3 separate regions of the Mus musculus genome follow, and regions 2 and 3 are each linked to region 1. A link is a loop called in an ENCODE intact Hi-C map of the cell type or tissue named here. Cell type or tissue: left cerebral cortex. All regions are shown on one strand.

Region 1 (8,000 bases):
GCTGTCTGTGGATTGATAGGAATGTGAGCTGCAATGATCGATGATCTTCTTGCCCACATGTGAATGGAGCATTTGGTATATTCAATAATAATTCTAAAGGTACATTTAAATCAAATTTTAATCCCAGCAAATACACTGCTGGCAGAAATCAGTTACCCAGCAATGCTATCTATTTAAGACAGATCACCTGCCACTTGGCTCTGTGTGCTGGGATATTGAACACAGCTCTATGCGGTACGATCAGTATCATGTGTTTATCGTCCTTATCAAACACTGTTTGCTGGCAGCCTGGGGGAATGGTGACTTCCCACTACAAAATGCTCGCCTGCCTTCCTAACGACATGGCTATCCCAGTGTGGTTGGAAGCAGGCATACAAGCATTGAACGGAGAAGAAGGTTTCGGAAGAGTGGATAGAGGAAGTGAGAAAAGAACAACTCAGGGAAGCCAGGGTCCTGCTGTGCTTTGGGAGCAAAACAGAGGGACCTGGGGAAACCAAACTAGAAAAAAAGCATAGCTGGGGGAAAGGTCAGAGCCACTCCATTATAGTACTGCAGAAACATGGGGCGTGGGGCACACGGAGGGGTGCAGAGGGAAGGGGAACCTGATGTAATAATGCTATCATACTATATATTATAGTGCTATAATAAATAATGTATACTATATTATATATAATACTATAATAAAAGCATCGGTCCTGAGACTAAAGACCACTCACCGTAAGGCAGAGACCACTGATTCGATGTGATCCTGACGAGAAGGGTTTTGATTCACTTAGAAGGCCCTCTAAGAGGCATCAAGGGAAGGCTGTCTGTGAATGGGTGTGTCAAAGACCCAAGTGAGGACTGATGTGGGTGCTGGAGATGGGGGCAGCCGTGGAGATGAGAACGGAGAGAAGTAGAAGGTCCTGGGAGAGATTCTGGAGGGGAATTGGTAGGATATGTTGACTCTTAGTGAGGAATCAAGTAGAGGAATCAGTAGAGGTAACTCACACCACTTTGGTCTCTGCCTTAGGGGGTTAGGTGTGCCAGTGAGGAATTAACAAGAGAATCAGAGTTTGGCACAAGGGCACCAACATATGGTCTCATATCTGTGTTAATTACTGGTGCATTGCTCTGGCAGCTGACAGGGAGGAGTTACTTTGGGGTTGGCTGTAGAGGGTTCAGTCAATGGTCCCTTGGCTCTGTGGGGTCAGACGCATGTTGAGGCAGACCATCCATGCAACGGACATTGCATCTTAGGATACGTTTTCATAGATTCATCCCTTGCCCTCTCAGAAGCAGCCTGTGGAGATCCTTACTCTATCACACATCGCCTTGCCTGGTCTCCTGGACTCTCCTTTATTTCTAGATGGATATTGCCTAGTCACCATGGCTCTAACATTCTGCATGTTGGCAAAGCTGGCATTGTGGATGGCTTCCAGCTCCACCAAGAGCTTGAACAGTGGATGGGTTCAGAAACCTCAGAACACTCATGCCCCAGGCATCTGTGTGGATGTATGTGGTACCCTGGAGCCTTCTTTTCAAAGCAAGGACTTCTGGATGAGAAAACAACAACAACAAACAAACAAACAAAAAAACCTTTCCACCTTTATTCTGAGGTAGGCGTGGGCCAGCCAAATTCTGAGACACTCTTAGACTTCGGTTTAGCAGTGCTTATATTAAAACAACCATCTACTCTTTGTCCATGACCTGAAAGGGCTTCATTTCTGGCCAAATTGTTCACATTCAGCTCTCAGAACCTTGCTCCTAGTCCTTACTACAAACCTGCTAAAAGCATCCAGCGACATCAATGTTGCATTTCCAACATTATGCTGTCTTGAAATTTCCTCTGCCAAGCTAATTAGCATATCACTTTAAAATTCAACTCTACTTAAAGTCTCAGGGCAGTGCCAAAACAAGGGGAAATGCTTTCTCATTATTTAACATGAATGGCCCTTAGTCATTGTGTCGTCCCCCCACCCCTCAGGTCTCCAGCCTGTCTGAAATCTGTGCACTGGAGTTAGTCTGATATCTATCAGCACTATGGTCTTCTGAGAGTTTGCCAGGATAGGATCACCATGAAGCTCTGATTGCAGTATCTCAGGGGGTTTCTTCACTCTCCATACTTCTCAGATTTCTCCCACAAACCTGTTTCCAAGGCTTAATGGCTCCATTTTCCTGGAGTCACAGAAGCAACTTTTTAGCTTTTCTTTTCTTTTCTTTTTCTTTTTTTCTGCTACCAATTTCCATTGTTAGTTATTTTTGTGTTGCTGTGACAAATACCTGAGAAAAACAAGTATGGATCAGAGCCAAGATGTATTTATGTTTGTTTGAAAGTTTAGAGGGTTCCTGGGCTCCAGGCTTCAAGGTGCACACTCTGCTGGTGTGAGTCCATTGTGTGGACGAGGTGGTTGGTTATGTCATGGAGGATAGGAATCAGGAAGCCAGACAAGGATCGAAGGTTTAACTTTGTGCAGCACTAGCAACTGACTCCCTCCAGCTGAAGTCCCACCTGCCAAACTTTACACAAACAATCAATGATAAACACATTTCAGGCTTAAGCCATAACACTGTTGTTACTGGTTGGAGAAAGTCCTTGGTAAAGCTCATTTGAGAGAGAACACAGAACTTCTGTCCAGTGATTCACTAGCAGAGCCTTCAGATTTTCCCAGAAAGATGGAGGTGTGGGTGAATGAGCGGTCAGCAGAAGAAATGTACATTCTGTGGTATCCTGAAACCCATTGGTAAATCCAGATGGCACCAGGAGAGCAACTTCCCTAGAGGGCAGTGAGACTGAAGCTCTAATGGCCACCTCTGCAGGTTCCTCTTATTGGATGGCCTCCTGCTGGGTTCCTTGCAGTTCAGTGTTGGGAACAAAATAAGGGAGGGAGGGCCTGGGGGCCCTGGGGAAAAGTGGGGAGAAAAGGGGGCCTAACGTCCCAGCCAGAGTTCCTGTGCTCTGGGCAGGCAGACACAGGCAGAGCTGCCGGACGCTTTTCCACACGGCCTGGGTGAACATGCCTGACCTATGGCGGTGGGGATGGAAAAGGGACAGCCCCCGACCGGGACCCCAGAGCTACCTTGCTAAAGCCCTAGGGTTGTAGGAGAGAGGGATGAGGGAAGGAGTTCTCAACACTGGCGAGAGTGGCGCAGCGGATCTAGAAGGAGCAGAGACTCTCTATGGTTTAAGAGCTTTATTATAGAAATGCAGGGGAAAGAGAGAAAGGGGAGAGAGAGAGAGAGAGAGAGAGAGAGAGAGAGAGAGAATGCAAGAGAGAGAGAATTCGAGAGAGAGAGAATGCGAGAGAGAGAGAGGAGAGAGGAGAGGAGAAGAAGACAAAGAGAAAGGGAAGAGGAGAGAGAAGTGAGAGTAGTGAGAGGTAAAGAAACAGAGGAGTAAGAGTAAGAGAGAGGTGGGGGCTGAGCACCCCTTTTAATGGTCTTTGCTGTTGCTAGGTAACTAGGGAGGAGTTTAGCCTGAAGGTCAGAAGCTTGGGTCATTGTTTACATGACTATTGACCATGCTTCTCTTGTGGGGGCTGTGGGAGGTGATACCTTAGGCAGGGGCCAGAGTTCCAGGAGCATGAGGGAATGCCTACCATGTCATGAAGGTGAATTATGACCATCGGGGTTTAGACTTCAGCTCGGCTGGATACCAGCCTGTAATTCCCCACACTTCAGTGTCCCTGACAGGATTCTGGTAGTGACACTTCAGTGTGTAAAGCAACCCCAAGCTACCCTTAGTTGTTTCTCTGTCACCAACATTACTGGACTTCTCCTTCTTGTAAACTAACCTGTCTGAGCCCAGACTGAGCCCAGAAGGTTGATAAATATACACTGTTGTTTAGTTGTGAAATGTCCCCACAAGTTCATCTGTTTGAACACTTGGCCTGCATCTGGTGGTGCTGTTTGAGAAGCCTTAGGAGATATAACCTCACAGGAAGAAGCAGAGCACTGGAGGTGGGCCTTCATGCCTTACAACCAGGCCCCGCTTCCTGTTAGCTGTCTGTATCCTGATCAGCACCCTCTCCTGAAGACATGTCTTAGCCTGCCTGATAGGCTGTGTCATCCCGAGCTGTAAGTCAAAATATCCTCTTCCCTGAGTTGCTTCTACCTCCGTAATGAGAGAATTTACCAACATAATGCTATGCTCATGTAATGTTACATTAGCAGGTGTTCTGAGGTGGCTTGTGGTAAATTATGTCTTTGCTTATCTCTTGCTCGGAAGTGGACAGTAATGGACACTCTAGGCTCCACTGTGCAGGTATAGGTAAGGTGGATCTGCCTCTTGGAAAGCAAGAAAGGAAATCATGGCACTAGGATATTGTCTTATATATGGGCTGAGTTGTCTCTGGGTTGAAGTCAGGTCACAGGTCTGAGATCCTTTCTGAGACATTTTGTGATTACCACGCTCTGAATATATTTTCATGGGTGAAACACTGTCACCTGGATCTGTGGCTTCTTATAGCTGTGGCAGGGCTGCACCCTCCTTGGCAAGCTTAAGAAACTCAGCCTTGCTTCTGTCTGACACTGGTGATATATGTGTGCATAGCCCACACTGCTTTGGGACCCAAGCATCAGGAGGTGTTGGACTAGGATCTATCATCTCTAACATGCATCCCTGTCAGATGCAGGAAGAGACAGCAGGGAGAGGACATACACACTGCTTGCCCATTTGATCTGAAAGTGACACACATTATTCTAAACCACCCTGCTAATGGGAACAAGTCCCACCCTTCCACCTAGATGTGAAGGAGGCTACAAATGAAGGCCTGGGCTCGATAGTTGCTTTTTAGCAGCCCTTGTGCACTGTGGGAGGGGAACCCGAGTCTTTGATGGGTGATTCACTCTTTTCTGCACACAGCAATCTTGTGGATGCCTCCAGGGAGCTCTGTGGAGACTGTACCCTTGGCAGAGATGCCAGCGTGCTCCTGGTGTTGCTTGGGTAGAATATAGCTGTCAGGGGTAGTCATACTTAGAAGATTTTTTTTTGTCAGCTCATGTATTTCCTTTCTAGGGACTTCTAGAAATATCAGGATGGGATTTCTGGAAGCAGGAGGTCATACATAAACCTGGGCTCCGTGCAGTTAGCAGTTCTCAGTATTTCTGCTTGGGGAGACAATCCAAGTTCTGCTAATATAAATAGTCTTGAAATATGTCTGAGAGTGGATCACCAGGTTGCCATTGTTGTTTAGAAGTATTTTTGTGGTACAACTCTTGGCTCTCATTCTGGACTCATAGACATACCTAGCCCTGAGTCCAACACAAAGGCATTTGCTTGGGTGACTTCTGGCTCTTGGTCCTAGATTCTCCTTTTGTACATTAAGAAGAGGAGGTACCCTGAAATTTCACATGGGCCTTACATTGGTTTGGTAAGAATGAGTTTGTTCTTCAGCCCACCCCCACTGCAAAGCTGAACAGCTTGCTTTAGGTTACTTTTTGAAGCGCGGCCACAAAGAATCCTTATTTATTTTGCCAATGTCGGTCAACAGCCAACAAGTATAATATGTTTAAATAGGAGTTCCAGAGAAACTGTGCATTTGCTTTGAGTGTTCAGATTCAATGCTAGCCTCTGTATTTGAGAACCAGAAGCCAATAATCTGATTGCTGGATGGGTGGGAGTTGATAAGCTTAGAGGTGGAGGAACCATTCATATGAAGTAGAAACACCAAGCATTAGTGGCAATGTATGGGTGGTGTGTTAGTCAGGGTTCTCTAGAGTAACAGAACTTGTGGAATGTCTCTCTATATTGAGGGAATTTATTGTGATGACTTACTGTCTGTAGTCTAACTACCCCAACAATGGTCAGTTGTGAATAGGAAGTCTAAGAATCTAGTAGTTGCTCAGCTCCACAAGGCTAGTTGTTTCAGTCGGTCTTCTGTAGAAGTAGATTCCAACCAATGTGTGGCAAGTAAATGCAAGCAGGCGAAAAAAAACAAATTTTCCTTCTTGTGATGTCTTTATGTAAGTCTCCAGCAGAAGGTGTGGCCCAGATTAAAGGTGCGTACCACCATACCTGGATCTGGGACTTATTTTGTCCCAGGCTGACCTTGAACTCAGAGATTTCCTTGCTTCAGTCTCCTGGGATTAGAGGTCTGTACAACCTTGCCTGAGCCTAAGCTTTTCATGACCACTATGCCTCAAGATCTGGATCACAGGTAAGCCCTCCAATTCTGGATTGTAATGCATTCCAGATATAGTCAAGTTGACAATCAAGAATAAACATTATAGGCAGAACTTGCTCTATAATCTGGAGACTGTTGGCATCTCTGTTCTATGGATGCAGAAGGTGTGGCTGTTCTTCCAATTCCAAGATGCTGCACAAATATGGCCAAGCCATGCTTGGAGTGCTGGGTCAGTGAGGGGCTAGGAAAATGTCCTTGTGGGATTGAGCCTTATCAGTTCAGGGGGTCTTGTCTACCTTGGTTCAACTCCACCCTCCCCTCTTTTCTACCTTTCCCTCCCCTCCTCCTCCCTTCCCTTGCCTCGGAATGAACCCTTCATAATATGTAGAGGGAACATTTATCCCAAAGTTTGAGGGCATTTTAGGGTGTTAGAAGTGAAACATCTGTTGGAGGTAGGAGCTGTCCAAAGTATTCTGCGAGTTTTGCTTTGTAGTCTGTGACACAGGGATGCACAGTCCCTACCATGTAGTGTGTAGTGTCTACTACCCCGCTTTAAGCTCTGGGCTGACTGAGCTACCAGCCCCCAGCCAGCTTCCCTTGGATCTGTGGATGATGACACACACACACACACACACACACACACACACACTAGCTCATTTTTAACCTGCTTTATGGCTCAGTGACTGGGCTCTTCTAAGCTTCTCTTGACCAGCATGCCCTTCTCTGTACATCTTGCTCAACACCTCCGAATCTGCCTTCAACTTAGTTACTGCTATCTCAGGCCCAGTTGGGAAATGGCCAGTGGCCACTCCACCTAAGATCTCACATGGCTGGTGGCTCTCTCCTCTTCTGAAACATGGTGAATTCCCCTTTCTCTTCCTCATCTCCTAGCCTGCCTGCAGGAACGTGGAAGTCCTACCTCTTCTGCCCAGCCATTGGCCACTAGCATCTCTATTGATGGATCAAGAACCAATTGGGGAACAGGACTTTCAGCATTTACGTGCAGATTCCAGATCAGAGCGTCAGAACCACCCCTCCACTTCCCTTTTAAATTTCTAAAACTGGTGCTCTAGGGTGACATGAGAGTGTTTTAGGATTGGTTTTACTCTTGGGTACTCGTTGGGGTGAACAGGTGAAGGTTTGCTGTGTTAGAGGTTCTAGGTACGCTTCCGTGTCCTCCAAACCAGGATTCAAATGCAGATGTGGGTGAGCCTCAGTTCTCCCCAGGGCTCATTGTTCTATTACCTGTTGGCATTGCGTTGCTGGACCTATTTCATAATTACTCACATATATTCTTTTGTTGGAGGTGAACTTGGCAGCAGCATTGCAGGTTGTGGCTGTTTGGAAGGAAGGTCACTGACACTACGTGGTGGCACAGAGGGAAAGATCCACAAGTGAGCAGGGGCACGTGGCAGGTGGAGAGGGTCTCACATTCCACTGCTTCTAGCTCCACAGACCTGATGGGAGTCAAGAAAACAAACAGCCGGGAGAGATCAATAAGCATGTTAGTAATACATGTGCACACAAGGCAGCCCATCCATTCCATTACATCCAATCTCAAATGTTGGTTTAAAATATTAGCTTCGTGAAAACACCTTAGAAATAGTCAATAGAAACAAGGGGCAGCATGACATTTTTATATCCAAAGTATGTTTTCTTATACTTATCAATGTGGACAGAACCTTTGGTAGATATATTTATATATTTTAAGAATAAGAAGTCCAAAATAAAAACCCAGGGAGATTTTTTTTATTAAAAAAAAAACCCAGTTTCATTGAGAAATAACTTATATGCACTAAAACCCACCTATTTAAAGTGTGCGGTTTGAGATTCAGCAAATGTATGCAGCTTGTAAATCCTGCCATAATCAAGACTGAGAACGTCTCCATCGCCATC
Region 2 (8,000 bases), 69 kb before region 1:
GACAGCCAAACAACATACCCTTATCATTGAATGAAGCCCAGTAGGTGGTTCCCAGCCCGGCCTGCCAGCAGAGGGTCCCTGGGGAGTGCTATCTTAGACTTCCGGAGCTAGACTGGGCTAGACCGTCTCTCTGTGACCTTCACAGTTCTTCCAGCCATCCATCCCCTCTCCTCGGCAGAAAGTGGCAACAGTTCTGCCTGCTTCTGTCTAGCCAGGAGCACATGTTTGAGGATCCATTAAACCGAAAATAAAACATGTGGGCTCCCTGGAAATGAGAACTATGTTAAAACAAGGAGTTATTATACTTGTATGCGAGCCAATGAAGAGCAGAAATACAGCCCCAAGGCACGGTATTGATTTGGTCCTGGGTGCTTCTTACAGCCGAATAAATCTCACACCCCTCCCCGGAAGCGCCGGCTGAGCGGATGGCAGGGGTCCAGCTGCCAGCCTCTTCACCCTACTACAAGGTTAAGTCCGTTCTTGGCTCAGACCTGCTCTGACACCCTCCTCCAGCCTGGCCGGTGCTGGCTGCCCTTCCTGTGAACAGTGGTTACAGGGACAATTCCAGTTGTGAGGCTGGCACCTGGCCAAGAGCAGATGCCCTCTAATTAAACTAGGGACAGGTCTTCCCAGAAAAAAAAAAATCAGAAATTTGCTCTGAAGACCCAAAGGTTGGAGATGGCGGGTGGAGGTGGGGTAGAGGGAGGGGGTTAAGACTTCCAGGTGCATCAGGGTTCTGGCGTTTGCTTGTTCTGGCCATTACTGGATTTATTGAGTGTTCAATGTCAAGTTCCGAGGTAAGCCTAGGGATACAGGTGTGAAAAGCGTATGCCCCCGTGGGCACCCTGAAAATGCTGAGTATGAAGCTGGGAATAGAGTGGGAAGCTTCTAAACCGTTGTGGGCAGGGGTGGGGGGTTGACTTACAGACTCTCAGCAGGGGCCACAAGGGATTGCAGATGCCTAGGGGAAGGATGCTAAGGTGGAATAGTAAGGTGTGGCTGAGGCTCCGGTACAGGAAGATGATCCGTGACGCCGGGAGTGGTGGCACACGCACGCCTTCAATCCCAGCACTCGGGAGGCAGAGGCAGAGGCAGAGGCAGAGGCAGAGGCAGAGGCAGAGGCAGAGGCAGAGGCAGAGGCAGAGGCAGAGGCAGAGGCAGAGGCAGAGGCAGAGGCAGAGGCAGAGGCAGAGGCAGAGGCAGAGGCAGAGGCAGAGGCAGAGGCAGAGGCAGAGGCAGAGGCAGAGGCAGAGGCAGAGGCAGAGGCAGAGGCAGAGGCAGAGGCAGAGGCAGAGGCAGAGGCAGAGGCAGAGGCAGAGGCAGAGGCAGAGGCAGAGGCAGAGGCAGAGGCAGAGGCAGAGGCAGAGGCAGAGGCAGAGGCAGAGGCAGAGGCAGAGGCAGAGGCAGAGGCAGAGGCAGAGGCAGAGGCAGAGGCAGAGGCAGAGGCAGAGGCAGAGGCAGAGGCAGAGGCAGAGGCAGAGGCAGAGGCAGAGGCAGAGGCAGAGGCAGAGGCAGAGGCAGAGGCAGAGGCAGAGGCAGAGGCAGAGGCAGAGGCAGAGGCAGAGGCAGAGGCAGAGGCAGAGGCAGAGGCAGAGGCAGAGGCAGAGGCAGAGGCAGAGGCAGAGGCAGAGGCAGGCGGATTTCTGAGTTCGAGGCCAGCCTGGTCTACAGAGTGAGTTCCAGGACAGCCAGAGCTATACAGAGAAATCCTGTCTCGAAAAACAAAACAAAACAAAACAAAACAAAACAAAACAAAACAAAAAAAGATCCGTGACGACTGGAAAAGATGATCCGTGACGACTGAAGAGCCAGGAATGGCCATGCTGCAGGAGTTCATAGAAAGAGCCCAGGCTTGAGCAGGGCAGGCGGCTGGTGTGGCCAATCACTTAACTCAAAGGTAGATTAAGATGGCTTGATGAAAGAACTGGTTATGAGGAGGCAAAAATGACATCGGGTGTGACTCTTCAGAACAGGGGTGCTGACAAAACATGGCTGGGGAATGAGAGGTAATGCTTGCACAGGCCCGTATGTGAGCTAGAGCGCGGGACAAAGGCGGCGGCTGCGGCGGCAGGTGCGCAGGGGAACAAGCCGGGCAGCTGCCTTCCCAGCCACGGTACTGCGGTCCTGGGACTTGGGCGGGCTCCTAAGGTACGTGTCCGCAGAACACTGAGCCCCAACTTGGCACATAAGTTTCTCTTGAAATGAGATGCATTCCTCTCACTATCCCAAGCCTCTCTCTCTCCAGCTATGACATCAGATACTCACTGTGTTCATCCCCGTGATAAGATACTCTCTGGGTGAGGTGTTTCCCCAACATGAAAAAAAAAGACTCCACTTCTCCTGTACTAAGGCCTCCCAGAATGCACAAGAACTGCAATTCACATGCTTAAACCATGCCATCTGCCCAATTATTACAGCACGACTCACAACCGGCCACATCATCGTGGTGGCATATTGAAAAGCAGGGCTCAGGATCCCTCTGATACTGACTGTTGGTGGTGTGTCATGACTGGTGCAGCTGCTGAGAGCAAGGCAGATCGCACTGTCAGAGAGTTCCAGCCCACGGGAAGGTCACGCTTGCCATAAGTGACCTTAAGCGCAGTGAGCTTGCAGCTGGAGAAACACTGAGTTCTCAGGGCAGTGTCACCGAGGTCCTGGCCTGAATCACAGGGACCACAAATCTCGGAACAAATGGAGATGAGGCAGCTGCAGAATGCATTCAGATATTCTGGTAGCTCAAGTCTGCCCAGGGGCAAAGTGATCCCAGGCCTGGAGGAGCCCTTGCCACTGGGGTCTGACCCCAAGGCTAGCCTGTGTAGAAAGTGGGGACAAGAAGGCAGGGGTGGGTGGGTGGGTGGGGGCAAACAGAGGCAGAAGGGTAAGAGGGCAAGGACCAGGTGTGCAGGGGACTAGGGTTTGGGTGTTTCTCAGGGAAGTGTCCTGAAGGGTTTTGAGTTTGGTGTGTGTGTGTGTGTGTGTGTGTTCAGGGCTATAGGCTATAGCTGTGCCAAGAAGTAGGCAGCGATGCACCTGTTAAGTCGCTCCCACCCCTATTAAACCAAACACGCTGAGTATTTGGAAAGAGAAGAGAGGGCTGGGTCAAGGCCAGCTTTCTCCTTCTGTCCGTGCTTGAAGCTGGAGGTCGGTTCCACAGGACTCTTAGGGGTGGCTCTGGTTGGAGATCAGACTTAGAGATGCTGGGTGTATGGCTTGAACCAGGGAGTAGAGAAGTTCACCTAAATATTGTCTGTGCACAAGACGCAACAGGGACTCATTTAAAGGGCCGACTCTTGGAGAGAGTCTCCTCTCTCCACCGTAGAGATTCTGAGACGGGTGTCCCAAGCACTTACTCGTTGAGAGTCCCTCAACACTGGCGACTTCTTGGCCTTCTAACATCATTTCCCTGAGCTTGAAATCTGTGTCAGCCCTGTAGAGCTGCGAATGAATCACGCTCCCGGATGGGACCGCTGAGCGCCAAGTAGCCGCCAGGGGGCGCCAGAGGCCTCGGCTAGGAGCTCAGGCTTCTCCGCCCGCGGACGCCGCGCCCGAGACGAGCCAGAGCGCTGCGGGCTCACAAAGCGGCCGGACGCGCGGCGGCGGCAGGTGCGCAAGGGAACGAGCCGGGCATCAGCCTTCCCAGCCACCGCGGTACAGGAACCCCAGCAACTCGGGCGCCGGGACTCGGGCGGGCTCCCAAGGTACGTGTCCGCAGAACACTGAGCCCCAACTTGGCATATTTGGCGTAGTTGGGACCTTCCTGAGGCCATCTCCCGGGCTGGCAGGGTCAGGGCCTGGGGGCATTTCTGCGTGTCCCTGTTGCGCAGAAGCCGCGGGCCGGGAGCAGAGAGACCTTTGCCTTAGCTGGGAACGGGAAGCCCGGCTTGAGGGCACCCCAAAGCCCCCGTCTGCCAGAGCCTGGGATGATGCTCAGAGCGCCGTTATCCCTATCCCTACACCAGAGCTGTGGGGCCCGTCTGTGGGAGTGCGGCTGGCACATTGAGCATCCGGGTTTTGGGGGAGATGTACTGGAGCCCCACAACGGAGAGCCGGTGAGAGGGTCTTCAGTAGTTTGACGGCGGCCCCGAGTCGGTGACCTAGGCTCTGCGTTTGTAGCTGTTTCCATGCATAAGGGCTCTCCAGGTGCAACCTCCGTCCCAGGTGTGAGAGGGACCACCCTGTCCCCGCGGTGAGCCCAGGCGCTGCAGCTTGTGCGCGCCCCTAGGCGCCCAGACACCCGGTGGGAGTGAGGGGCTTGAGGTAGCCCTGTTGTCACCGGCTCACGCCCGTGTGCCCTGCCCCCAGATGCCAGCGATCGCGGTGCTCGCGGCGGCCGCCGCGGCGTGGTGCTTCCTCCAAGTGGACAGCCGGCACCTGGACGCGCTGGCCGGTGGCGCGGCCCTCAACAACGCCAATTTCCTAGACAATGACCAGTGGCTGAGCACTGTCTCCCAGTATGACCGTGACAAGTACTGGAACCGCTTCCGAGATGTGAGTTCGGCTGGGGGTGGAAAATGGGGGGGGGGGGCTCAGAGACCAGTGTAGGGGTTGGGGGTGGTAGGTTCAAACCTCTCATGGAGGTCCACAGTGCATCCGTCTAGCCTGAGAGGAACTTTAAAGAGAACTTGGAAGGCTGGGTGCTCTTGCGTGTTACCTGTATTCCAGGTATGTGCACTTGTAGGATCGATGCAGCTGTCCTCACAGAAACAGGGCACAAACCTTAAGCAGCTTGGGGAGAGGGGCTCTCCAAGTGTCTGAGAGCTACTGATGGCAGACTGACTTTACCAAACCCTGGAAGGAAGGTCCTGGGAGCTGCAGGATCTGGCTATCTTTTGGGTGCATCAGGAAAAAAAAATCTCTAGTGATGTGTATAGCTCATTTATTAAGAAGCCATGAGGTCAGGCATGAGGGGAGGTCTTGGGGGCCTCCTGGCAATGAACTTGATGGGATAGCAGGGAACAGTGCAGTGGCTTGGAGTCTTCCAGACTTCAGTGGAAGGGAAAAGGGAACAGGCAGCGCAGAGAATCAGAGAATCCTTTCCCCAGGAGAGTGCCAGGTGGGATGTGGGGGAGAAACCCTGGGGCATCAGGGCACATCTGCTGTTTGTCTCCGCCACAGTCCTGGCTCCTACATACCTCTGTGCTTCCAGAAGATGGGGCAAGAAGCCCCCTTCCAGTAGGACCTGCTCCCCAGCCCCTTCAAAGACTCCCCAGAGTGGTAGGGATTAAGGGGACATTAGGAATCCCTGTCCCCGAGATGCTTTCAGTATTGTAAAAATGTCTAAGACTTACAATGAGTAAAGCTTTTATGTTTGAATGTTTTGTTTTTATGCAGTAGTTTATGTGTTAGAACATTAAAAAAGCAATATATAATAAATTACACACACACTATATATATATATATATATATATACATACATATATATATATATACCTGAGCCATACCATATATATATATATTTAAAGGGGTGACCTGAGCCATGCCACTGGACATCATCACAGTTATATACAGAGGTAGAGAAAGGCACCCCATACTTTTCTCCATGGATTTCTCAGAACCCATTCTCAGTATCTCGAGGCCTTGCAGGGAGCTAGTCTCTGAGGAACTGCATGACTCCAGATGGCTTCCAGTGCTTTCTAAATAGCACCTGTCCAGATCTCCTTCCGGGATTTGCTGCTATATCCTCCGAGCCCCTCTCCTCCCTGGAGGAGTTTCTTCTGGGAAGAGCTTTTCAAACACACACTGAATCTCCTTGGTTATTTGGGACTGTTTGCCACAGATCTGCCTGCTGGACCCAACAGAAGGAGACTCTAGTCTGCATCTCACAGTTCCTAACAAGTTCTCTTAGCCATCTATGGCGCTTTTAAGATCTTGAGGGCCAGCCTGAGATGTTACCATGCCTGGCCAGGTGTGTGGGGAAGGGAGCATGGAGGGGGAAAGACATAGTTTTGTTTTTGCTTTAATTTATTGCGTGTCAGTAAGGGTTGGAGAATCAGGCATATGACGGACCCTTACACACCTGGGCAAGTTGGGCTTGGTTTAGAGCAGTGGTTCTCAACCTGTGAAGAGCAACCCCTTTGGGATACTGCATATCAGATATTTACAATATGATTTATACCATGCATATCAGATTTTCACACTATGGTTCATAACAGTAGAAAAAATTACAGTTATGAAGTAACAACAAAATAATTATTGTATGGTTAGGGGGGTCACTACAATGCGAGGAACTGTATTTAAGGGTCTCAGCACTAGGAAGGTCAGAACGTTTGGTTTAGAGGATGGTCCGTCATTGCTGGGTGTCTTGGAACAGGGGATGCGTGGGTAGAAACACTTGAGCCTGCTGGACCTCTGAGTTGCGTGAAGGCCTGCAGCCTCAATGTGCCTTGAGTTTAAAGCCATAATTCCCACTTAGCTTTGCATCTTAAGAAAATGAACAGTGTATTTCTTATTTTTCCCTTGCCTGCATGGTCTTGACTAAAAATAGCAGACCAATGTTTTCCACCAACTCTTGACTGATGGTGAGATTCTGGCTGCTTGCTAAACCGCAGCATCAGGCTTCTCCTATGTGGACCTGGACTCCTTTCTAGGAGGGATGCTATGTTCATGTCTCTTAGCATGGCTGGGAACACTGCCTTCATGATTGCTTTGAAGAAGGGCCCAAGGTTTAACCACGAAGCAGGAAGCCTCCAGAGCAGATTTAGCGCCAAATGTGTGCTTTTAGCAGCGTATAGTTTGTGAAAATGACAATTTGGTTCAGCACACCATTATACACATCCAAAGATGTTAAAATATTTGCAAACATCATCAGTCATCAGCCATTTTCTATGCTTCATGGAGTCATGTGATTCCCGCAGTGGCTCAGATATAATTGAATGCCATTAACCCCTTTAAAGTGGTGTGAACTCAGATCAGGGGTCCTTTTAGAGCAGGCCCAACTATCTTTAGTTGGATCGTAGAAGTGGAGAAGCCCTTGGGGACCGAGGAGATGGAGGCTGCTTTCTCCAGACTTAGGCCACCCTAGGGACAAGGGAGAAAGTGTGTCTCAGGTAGCAGGAGCCTGGCTCGCCTGATCAGTTCCAGGGATCCAGTTCTTGCTCCAGGTTAACAAAACCTCAGCTTCTTGGCCTATTATTCTGGGGCTTCTTCTTTGTTTTGTTTTCTGAGACAGGTTTTTTTCTGTATAGCCCTGGCTGTCCTGGAACTCACTCTGTAGACCAGGTTGGCCTCGAACTCACAGAGATCCCCTTGCCCTCTACCTCCTGAATGCTGGGAATTAAAGTTGTGCGCCACCAGGCCTGGTCAGAGCTTTCAGTTGTGAAGTCTCTGATAGCTTTTAAGGACTATGGTAAAGATGCATGCCAGGTTTGAAAAGAAAACTACCCATCTCTCACCACCAACTCATTACTTTGTTGGAGTTGGATGAGAGACACTTAGAAGTGACTTTTGGTCTTGGGGAACTAAAAGCCAAGGGTGATCTTACTTCATTTTGTCTTATTTTGATGTTTCGAGAGAGTTTCCTGTAGTCCAGCCTGGCCTTGAACTCACTATGTAGCTGAGATTGAACTCCTGACTCCCTGATCTAGCTAGTGCCGGGATTATAGGTGTGCAGCACCATGCTCTGCTCTGCGCAGTCTTTTTCAGAGAAGCGATCATACTGACTGGATCAACTCAGAAATGGACGTGATGGTGCGAATGAGTTCTTGGCTTTCTTGACTGTCGAGTTTGCTATGGCACTGTTGAAGGTGACCTGGTGGCTCCTGAACTGCCACTTTTAAAGGTGTCTTGTCACTCTCAGCACATGAATATTCACGATCTCCAGTTTGAACCATTAGATGACCTCATGATTAGCTGGCTGGAGTTAGGGATCCAGTAATGACATAAAATCACTTAGATGGCAGATCCTCTATACACTTGTGGTTCCTTCATGATCTTGTGGTTGTTGCCCTTATAGTTCCTCCATGAGCTCATGGTTCTACCATGAGCCTGTGGTTCCTCTGTGC
Region 3 (8,000 bases), 52 kb before region 1:
TTTTCATTACCCGATACTTCCTCCCACCCACTGCTCCTGCCAGGCCTGCTGGATGTGCTCACTGCGGAGAAGGGAAGGGAAAGAATTCCCTTATGTTCTTTCAGCATCATCCATGAGCTGGAAGCACGAAGCCACCTCTCTAGGCCTGGTCAGCCATTCAGAAATGTTTTATAGGCCATTGGTCTTTATCTGGAGAGGATTGCGTCCCTGAAGACTCTGGCCGCATCTGGCCACATCTGGCCTCATCTGGCTGCATCTGGCCACATCTGGCCACATTTTGAGTTGCTATAGTGCGTGGGCAGGGAGGGGCAAATGGTGTCTAGTGGGAAGGGTGCTGTGTAGGAAATCTTCTTTTCCCCCAAAGAAATCTATAGTCAGGTCAAGGTTGTAAAAGATAGCCCATGGGTAGGCCATTCCTTTTATGGTACTTGAAAAAATTAACCTCTTTGAGAATCTTTTGCATGTATATCATGTACCCTGTTCCTATATTTCAAGTCCTCTCAGCTCCTCCTTCCATATGCTCCTCCCAACTTCACGATCTCTCCACTTTTTCCTTTTTCATAACTCACTGATTCCAGTTAGTGCTGCTGTTTGTGCACGTGAATGGAGGGTTTGCCACTCACTGGGGCAGGGGTCACCTACCGGGGTCCACACCCCTGGAGAGAATGGACTCTCCCCTCTCAGCCAGCAACCGCCATGAGCTTCTCTGCTAATGACAATAAATGCAAAGTATAGTTGCCAGATTGGGGAAGCTGAGGACATGGACATCTACCCAGCCGCCCTCTCAGTTGTTCACTTAAGAAATCAATGGGCAAATGGCTCCCTAGGTCTCAGGGGTAGGGGCGGGGCAGCTGGGAAACAGGCATCGAAGTCCCTGCCCTCAGGGAGCTTATACTTTGAGACACACACCCTCTTGCAACATTTGACTTCTCTAAGATTAAAGTCAGGATTAATTGAATAAATATGTTTTGTTTCATATCCTCGGAGGGGAATGTGGTAAGTTACTGTAGACAACCCACTATAATCAAGGCCGTATGACTTTTATTGTTTTTTGTTGAGAGAAAGAGCTACTGGGAGTTGTTCAAGATGCTCAACGCTTCCCTGTGAGTTACGGGAACCGTCTTCACTGCAAACCAGAGGCCCATTTAATTTTCTTACCTCAAAGAGTAGAGGAATGCAGAGGAAAACATTTCCATTCCCTCAGAGTTGACAGTTTCCAGATGGACAGGCCAGGACCATCCCTTGGTCTTTGTCTTACCATCCAGCTCATTAATATGCCTTACTGTCAACAAGGGGGGTTCTCTCTTTCAGCCTGTCCCTGTCCTTTATGCTGAACAGCAAGCTTTTATGACCTGCTCTATGACTCCACAGCAGTGTCAGTTGTGCCATGTGGCCCAGCATGCTTCAAGCTTGGCCTGTTCCAGGGTGTCCTGATTATGGCTCCGGCATGAGCACCTCAGCTCTCATATCCCCACTTCTGCATACTGAGGGTCATCATCTGTGGTCAGCCCAGTCCAACATTCTTCCTTGAGGCAGGAAAGGAGTCACAGCCTATGACAAAGTCATCGAGCCCAGTAGACTCACAGGTGACGTGGGATCCTGTCTTAGTCTTGGTTCAAGTTGTCTACAAGTCTAGATAGTACAGGTGGATGAACATCATCTCTGTTTGGATGTTTTTTTCTTCATAATGGGTCTTAGGATAATAGGAATATCGTGTGGTCTACCCTAGGCTGGTGGCATGACTTAGTGCCACCTCATCTCTTCCTTCCACTGCCGCCTCCTCCTCCTCCTCCAAGCCTCCCCACTGACTGTACTCACGTCCAGCCTGTGTTGCTCTCTCAGCCTGGCTGGCCTCAGATGTGAGCAGAGTTGAATGCTATAGATGTGGGAAGGGGTATGGGGGTGTGTGGACAGACACAGTTCATGTTTCTGGTCTGGCCTGAAAGCTTTTTTTTTCTTCTTTTTTTTCTTTTTAAGGATCCATTTCTTGCCTGTGTAACTCCAGTGTTATACTAGGCTGAAAGCATTCTTTCTCTTCCCTAGGCCTGGATTAATTTCAAAGATCCATTTAGTTATTTGGCAAGCTCTAAGGTACCTGGGGAAATGGAGGATGCCTGTCCTATAATACACTGCCCCATTAGCACAGCTCTGGAGGCTGCCTCCTTCCCTTCACGTAGATTTGTGATCACAAAACATCTGACCTGGAACTTGGCACCCAAATGATCTACAGTAGGGTCTTAGACACTTTCTCTCAGTAGGCTTTAGAGTCTTATTCTTTCTTTGCTATGCCCGTCCCACTGTAGAACTAGTCTTTCTGTAAATGTTTTAGTAACACACAGAACAGACTAGTGGAAGAGTCGGGCCTCTGAACGAGCAACAGGTGTCAGTACAGACACAAGCAATCAGTTTGTGGTGTATGGGCGGGGGGGTGGGGGGGCGAGGACAGAAACGGGGTCTCTCTTCCTATCATTCAGCTTAGGTAAATTCTCCCCGCCCCTTAGCTCAGGTGAAAGCTTCAGTTTGAGAGACTCCGTGGTCTCCATCACCAAAGCTTTCTTTATCAAGCATGGCCCAGGCTTGAGTGTGCCAGCTCAGCCTTAAGTCCTGTTTCCGAAGGCACCCATGCCTACTCAACTAAACAATTAACTAGGTGATAGGAATGCAAGGTGTTGGGGGTTGATCTGGGAAGGTCATCCCGTCCCAGTGAAGCGGTTAGTTAAGCTTCCAGGAGAAGGTGCCATCTCTGAATTGTAAGGTGGCTTTTGGGGGAGAAAGGGCTAGGTGGCAGAGAAGGATGCTGACCAGGAGTGTGCCTGAGGAAGCATCGGCACCCAGATGAGCCCCACTACCCCACATAGCTGAGGCTTTGCCCAACGCCCCATTCACAGATATTCTGTCTAGCAGCTGAAGGAAGCTGAAGGAACTTAGAATTTTAGTTTCTTCTTCTGGTATCTTTCCAAGTGCTAGAGAAGCCCGAGTCACAACCAGAGCCACCCTTCTCGAAAGATCGCAGCTCTCCTCCACCCTGCTCTGTTGGGCCTTGGTGTTCTTCCATGACAAGATGCAGCAGCCTTTCTTCTTCCTTCCCAGAGGCTCTTTGTTATTTAGTGTAATCTGCTTAGTCCCTCCTGGCCCTAAACTTCCCACTTTCCATAAAATTCTTAGGCATTCTCCTGTCCTACTTTCAGGCTGGAATACGGGTGGAGCCATTCTTTAGAGGGGGTCAGGTAGGCATGAGGATTGGCAGTAAGCTGGAGCTCCACCACATTTACACCCCCTTGGCTATACATTGCTCTTCTATTCAGTGCTCACCCTCTCTGTACTGGGAGTTGGATGTAATCCACATCTCCAGGAATCTGTAATCTCTCTGCAGGGCATATCTTCTCTGTGTGGAATGATACAACTCTATCTCTAAGGAAAGCAGGAAGGCACATAATGGGATTAGTGTACTGCACTTGCATGGGCTGATTAGCTCCGATTGTCTCAGGGCGGTATTGATTGTCTTTTGAAAGTTATCGCAGTGTTTGTGTGTGTGCATGCTTGTGTGTGTGCACACATGTGCCTTAAGGGGTGCAGAGGCGAGCAGCCTCCGCTTCCCGAGGCCAGTTGCCAACACTTGGCCATGTTTACTAAACACGGGGTGGGGGAGTGATTTTGACTTTTTGAGGGATTTCAGCCTGGGGAATAAACACAAGGCATTCATTTACTTTTGCATTCTGCTTTCTCTTAATAAGATGGATTCATTTTCCTATTATCTTAGGATTTAAAGCCAAGACCAGTTGAGTTGGGAGCCTCCATCTGACATCAGATTTGAGCCCTCTTTCCCATTGCTTCACACCGTTAGACTTGTGGTACGCTGTCGGATGCACACTTGGTTATTTAACCCCTTCACTCCCAGGCTAGAGGTCAAGATGTGCCCTCTGGAGGACCACTTCCTTGATGTGGTGGTTCACTCAGGGTCAACCTCTTCCTCTGGCTTATATATAATATTTTTGCCTTAAAACTGTAAAAGCCCATTTCTATACCACAGTGCTCATCTCTTATGGGTAAGAAGGCTCCAATATTTTATTCAGGACAGTGGCTGCTGAGGGTTCTAAGGCCTGTGGTTACAGACAGGGTAGCAGGAGTGCTAAGCTTAATATCCCGTGACTCTTAAGATGATAGTTTTGAGAGCGTCCATGGGGCAATTAGGGATATCCTACCATGTACCCAGAAAGCAGAGAAGTTATATACATGGCCAACGGTATTAAATATATCCCAAGAGCCTCCTCTCTGGTGAGAAACCCATCCCTATCCCATGCAGGTTGTCTTCATGGAGGGGTGCATTAGATGGAGTCCTGGGCTTTCTGGGAGTTGTTCCTTTGTCTCCTCAACTCTCTTCTCCTCTTCTTAGCAAGGGGTGGAGGCACAGGCTTCCCCAAGGCTGTTCTTTCTCTAGATTGACCCAGTCCTCTCTAAGCTGCTTTCCCTTGTTTGGTTAGTCATAGTGCACAGATAAGCAAGCTTGCCGCCTGAGGATATATCTGAATTGGGAACTCAATTTTTTTTCTCAGTTGTAGATCCCTTTCTTCCTTTAATAAAGCAGTTTGCTCATAATGACTTTTGGTAGCATTTGAGGGGAAATGCATTTTCCCCGGGGAACCTGGCTGATCTCACATGCCCGCAAATGCTGGCAGCTGTCACCCCACTTCCCCTTAGTCATCCAGTCACGCAGACTTGGGAGTGGCGAGGAATCTTCACTGTAGAGAGAAGCTTCTCTCTAAGAATTGTTCTCTGCCTTGCCACCACTGCCCGCTTCCCAGCAGGTAAGAACGTGTAGGTTTGGTCATCGTGAGAACGTGGGGAAGGAGTAGTAAGAACCCACCCTTGTTTAACATGCTTGTGAAATAAGGGCCTGACGTTCTGCTTGGTAGCATAGAAATTCCTTGTCAATATGAAAATGTACAGCCTGCACGCTGTCTGTTCTGCTTATTGTGCGCACACCCCGCCCTGAATTTGCATCCCGGGTACTTTACACAGCTCATTTAGGAGGCCTGAAGTGGTTAAGTGGCTAGCCCAGGCAGGAGCGCTAATGGGAAAGAGGCAAGCTTTAAATCTGTTGTCCCTCCAGTCCTTCCTCAAGCGGGAAGTAAACGCCATCCTGTTTGACAGGAGCCAGACTTACTCCACTGTTTTGTGCACACCCCCCCCCCCCCCCCCCGCCTTCCCAGAGTCTCTTGGATATTCTGAAGTGGGAGTGTCCTCTGACAGCTTTTAACAACAGTCCTTAGTGCCCGGTGCTGTCCGAGGTGACATGTGGAGCTTAATGGGGGGCTGTCTCTCTGTTGAAAGTAGGCTGTCTCCCCTTCAGATGCAATCCTTCCCCAGGGAGCAGGCAGGGGAGATGTCATGGTCCAGTGGCTATTGACCTGCTCCCATACTGAAGAGCTTTTAGGGCCTGCTGACAGCTGAAGGGCTTGCTTTGACATCTGACTCCCCCTTTCTTCCCCATGAGCCACGCCAGGCAGTGTCACCGGAGCCAAAGCGAGAGGTGGTGATTCCTACCTCAGCATCTTCCCTGTTTTTAGAAAACAAAAGAGATAAACATGAGAAAAAAAATCTATACACTGTCCCTCCAAGAGAGCTGTATTGCTTTATGTGTCTATACGCACATGCTCTGAAATGACATGGTGTGTTTTATATGCCTCTCCCATTTAAAAAGCTACAGAAATACCTTTCTAGGTAGTCCTCTGGTGGATAGATAGTCCAATAATTTATTTTAAAAGTTTTTTTTTCTTTTGGAAAGAAAAATTTTTGGTTACACATTTGTGTTACTTCCTACTTTCTCCTGTCAGGAAGAACATGTTAGGGGCGGATTAATTCATCAGCCATCTCTACAACAATTTCCTTAGGAAACATTTTTCAGAAAAAAAAATTTTTTTAGGGAATTTCTGTGAAATAAAAATATGCTGAAATAAAAGCCTTTAGATATTGTGGTGAGGGTTTGATCCCAGGGCCTCTCACAAGCTGGTTGAACGTTCTTCTACCAAGCTGTATCCCAGCCACAGGGCTTTCCCTAGGTTGTCATCAATACCTCTAGAAACCTCCAAGACCCTAAATCCTTCCATGGGCTTAGATCTTTACTCTTTAAGCCTTTATATTTCTTTATCATAAAAACTATTTCCCCTGGTGTTTTTGAATTGGTATCCTTGTGATCATAGTATTTTGTTTGTTTGTTTTTCGAGACAGGGTTTCTCTGTGTAGCCCTGGCTGTCCTGGAACTCACTCTGTAGACCAGGCTGGCCTTGAACTCAGAAATCTGTCTGCCTTTGCCCCCGCCACCCCCCCCCCCAAGTGCTGGGATTAAAGGCATGTGCCACCACTTCCTGGCTAGATCATATTATTTTTTTTTATTTAACATGTAAAGTGCACTTGCTCCTGGTCCCATGATCTGGGTCATTGGGTAAAACATTTGCTGCATAAGCCTGGTGGTCTGAGTGTGAGCCCTGAGCTCCACAGAGGAAGGAGAGAACGGAGTCCTTGGAGCTATTCTCTGACCTCTATGTGCATGCTGTGACATGTGGAATAATAATAATAATAAAATAATAATAATAACATTTGCTCTTGCCTCTAATCTACCCTCTTGTTCTTTTATCTTCCTTATTACCTAGCACAGACAGCCACTTTTATCATCATATTTATGTATGATATAAATATGTAAGTTACATTTGTAAATAAATACATAAAATTATATAATATATAATATATAATTGTAAAATAAAATAAAATAAAATTATATAATGTATTTCCAACGTTTTAGATCAAGGTGTCAGGTCCAAGGGGCTTTCGGCACCGGATGGATGAACTGAGGCAAGACGGCTCCAAGGTGTGGTTGAGGGGAAGGTTATATTGTAGATAGGAGGGAGAGGAGAGCCAGAGGCATCTGCAGGAGTCCAGAGCAGGGAGAGAAAGTAGTAGATTGAACATGGCCAGCAGACTGGAGCAGGCCGTGAGCGGAGGGCAGAGCATGGTGTGGGGAGAGTGGGGGGAAGGGAAAGGGGTTACCTAGGGGGAACCACGTGAGGGAGACAGGAAGAGAGAGGACCAAGGGAACACATGAACGGAATGGCGTGGTTATACGGGACCGAGAAGCTCGGAAGGAAAGCTCGGAAGAAGTTTAGGGTAGGGGGAAGACTGAGAAGAGCTGACAAGAGCCAGGAGGCCAGCATGGACTCCAACAGGTATTCACAACACTGAGAGAGACTCTGGAAGCCAGCATGCGCTTTGGCATACAGATAGGCACCACTGGTAGCCATTTGTCGAGTTTCTTTTGAACCTGACGCAAGGTACGATTATCTGAATATTGTTTGTATATTATTTTTTTAATATATTAAACATACTGACAAGACACTTAAAAAATACCAAAAACATAGAAACTTTTGTCCCTTGTGTTTAAAGATGTTCTTGGTGGACATATTTTCTGAGACACCTACATTTTCAATAATTAACAGATCTAAGAAGTTGACCGTGGACACAATAATGGTATTTGGTCTACAGTAAAGTTCCCACTTCCCCACAGGGTTGTCAATAGCTGCTTCTCACTTCAGGAGCTAGTTGGATACTGAAGGTTGATTCTGGTTATTATTATTATTATTATTAAAATCTAGAAAAGGAGGACATTTGTCAGTTTCTTTTGGGAGGGAGGCATCTTTTGGGACATGGGAACTTTTGGAGCACGAGACCCATGGTTCCATCAGATGTCACCCAATTCCCATACTTGATCACTTCTTCACAGTGAGGTTCCGTAGACTTTTTGGCAAGATTGCACTCCTCTTTTTTTTTTTTTTTTAATGTTGAGACAGGGTTTCTCTGTGTAGCCCTGGCTGTCCTGGGACTCACTCTGTAGACCAGGCTGGCCTCGAACTCAGAAATCCACCTGCCTCTGCCTCTCAAGTGCTGGGATAAAAGGCATGCGCCACCACCGCCCAGTAAGATCACACTTCTGAGTGATGTATTCCCAC

Evidence for each region. A loop is a pair of places that touch in the nucleus more often than their neighbours do. Peaks named below come from ENCODE experiments on the same cell type or tissue, not always from the same donor. Only the 100,000 strongest peaks of a DNase experiment are listed, where the experiment ranks them.
Region 2: it touches region 1 in a loop (2.2-fold over the local background); 4 of 42 quality-filtered maps call a loop at or near these places.
Region 3: a loop joins it to region 1, with 2.1 times the contacts of the local background. A loop is called at or near these places in 4 of 42 quality-filtered maps.

Annotation. Positions count from the first base shown.
Region 1 is chr13:57,834,766-57,842,765 of GRCm38, reverse strand. All of the region lies in intron 2 of Spock1 (sparc/osteonectin, cwcv and kazal-like domains proteoglycan 1), which reads left to right. Among named protein-coding and RNA genes, the nearest start is that of Spock1, 70 kb to the left of the region's middle. In left cerebral cortex, a CTCF peak has its summit at 4,905; DNase peaks (open chromatin) are centred at 1,829, 4,529, 4,877 and 5,325; H3K27ac peaks cover 1,016 bases.
Region 2 is chr13:57,903,890-57,911,889 of GRCm38, reverse strand. It overlaps Spock1 (sparc/osteonectin, cwcv and kazal-like domains proteoglycan 1), which reads left to right and starts at 3,558. Exons shown (of 12, transcript NM_009262.3): 1 at 3,558-3,698; 2 at 4,303-4,488. The coding sequence starts at 4,303. In left cerebral cortex, a CTCF peak has its summit at 3,481 (motif pointing right); DNase peaks (open chromatin) are centred at 4,242, 5,013, 5,691, 6,487 and 4 more places; H3K4me3 peaks cover 2,693 bases; H3K27ac peaks cover 1,738 bases.
Region 3 is chr13:57,886,597-57,894,596 of GRCm38, reverse strand. The region is part of intron 2 of Spock1 (sparc/osteonectin, cwcv and kazal-like domains proteoglycan 1); the gene reads left to right. Among named protein-coding and RNA genes, the nearest start is that of Spock1, 18 kb to the left of the region's middle. In left cerebral cortex, no CTCF peak of the experiment used is centred here; DNase peaks (open chromatin) are centred at 31 and 4,683.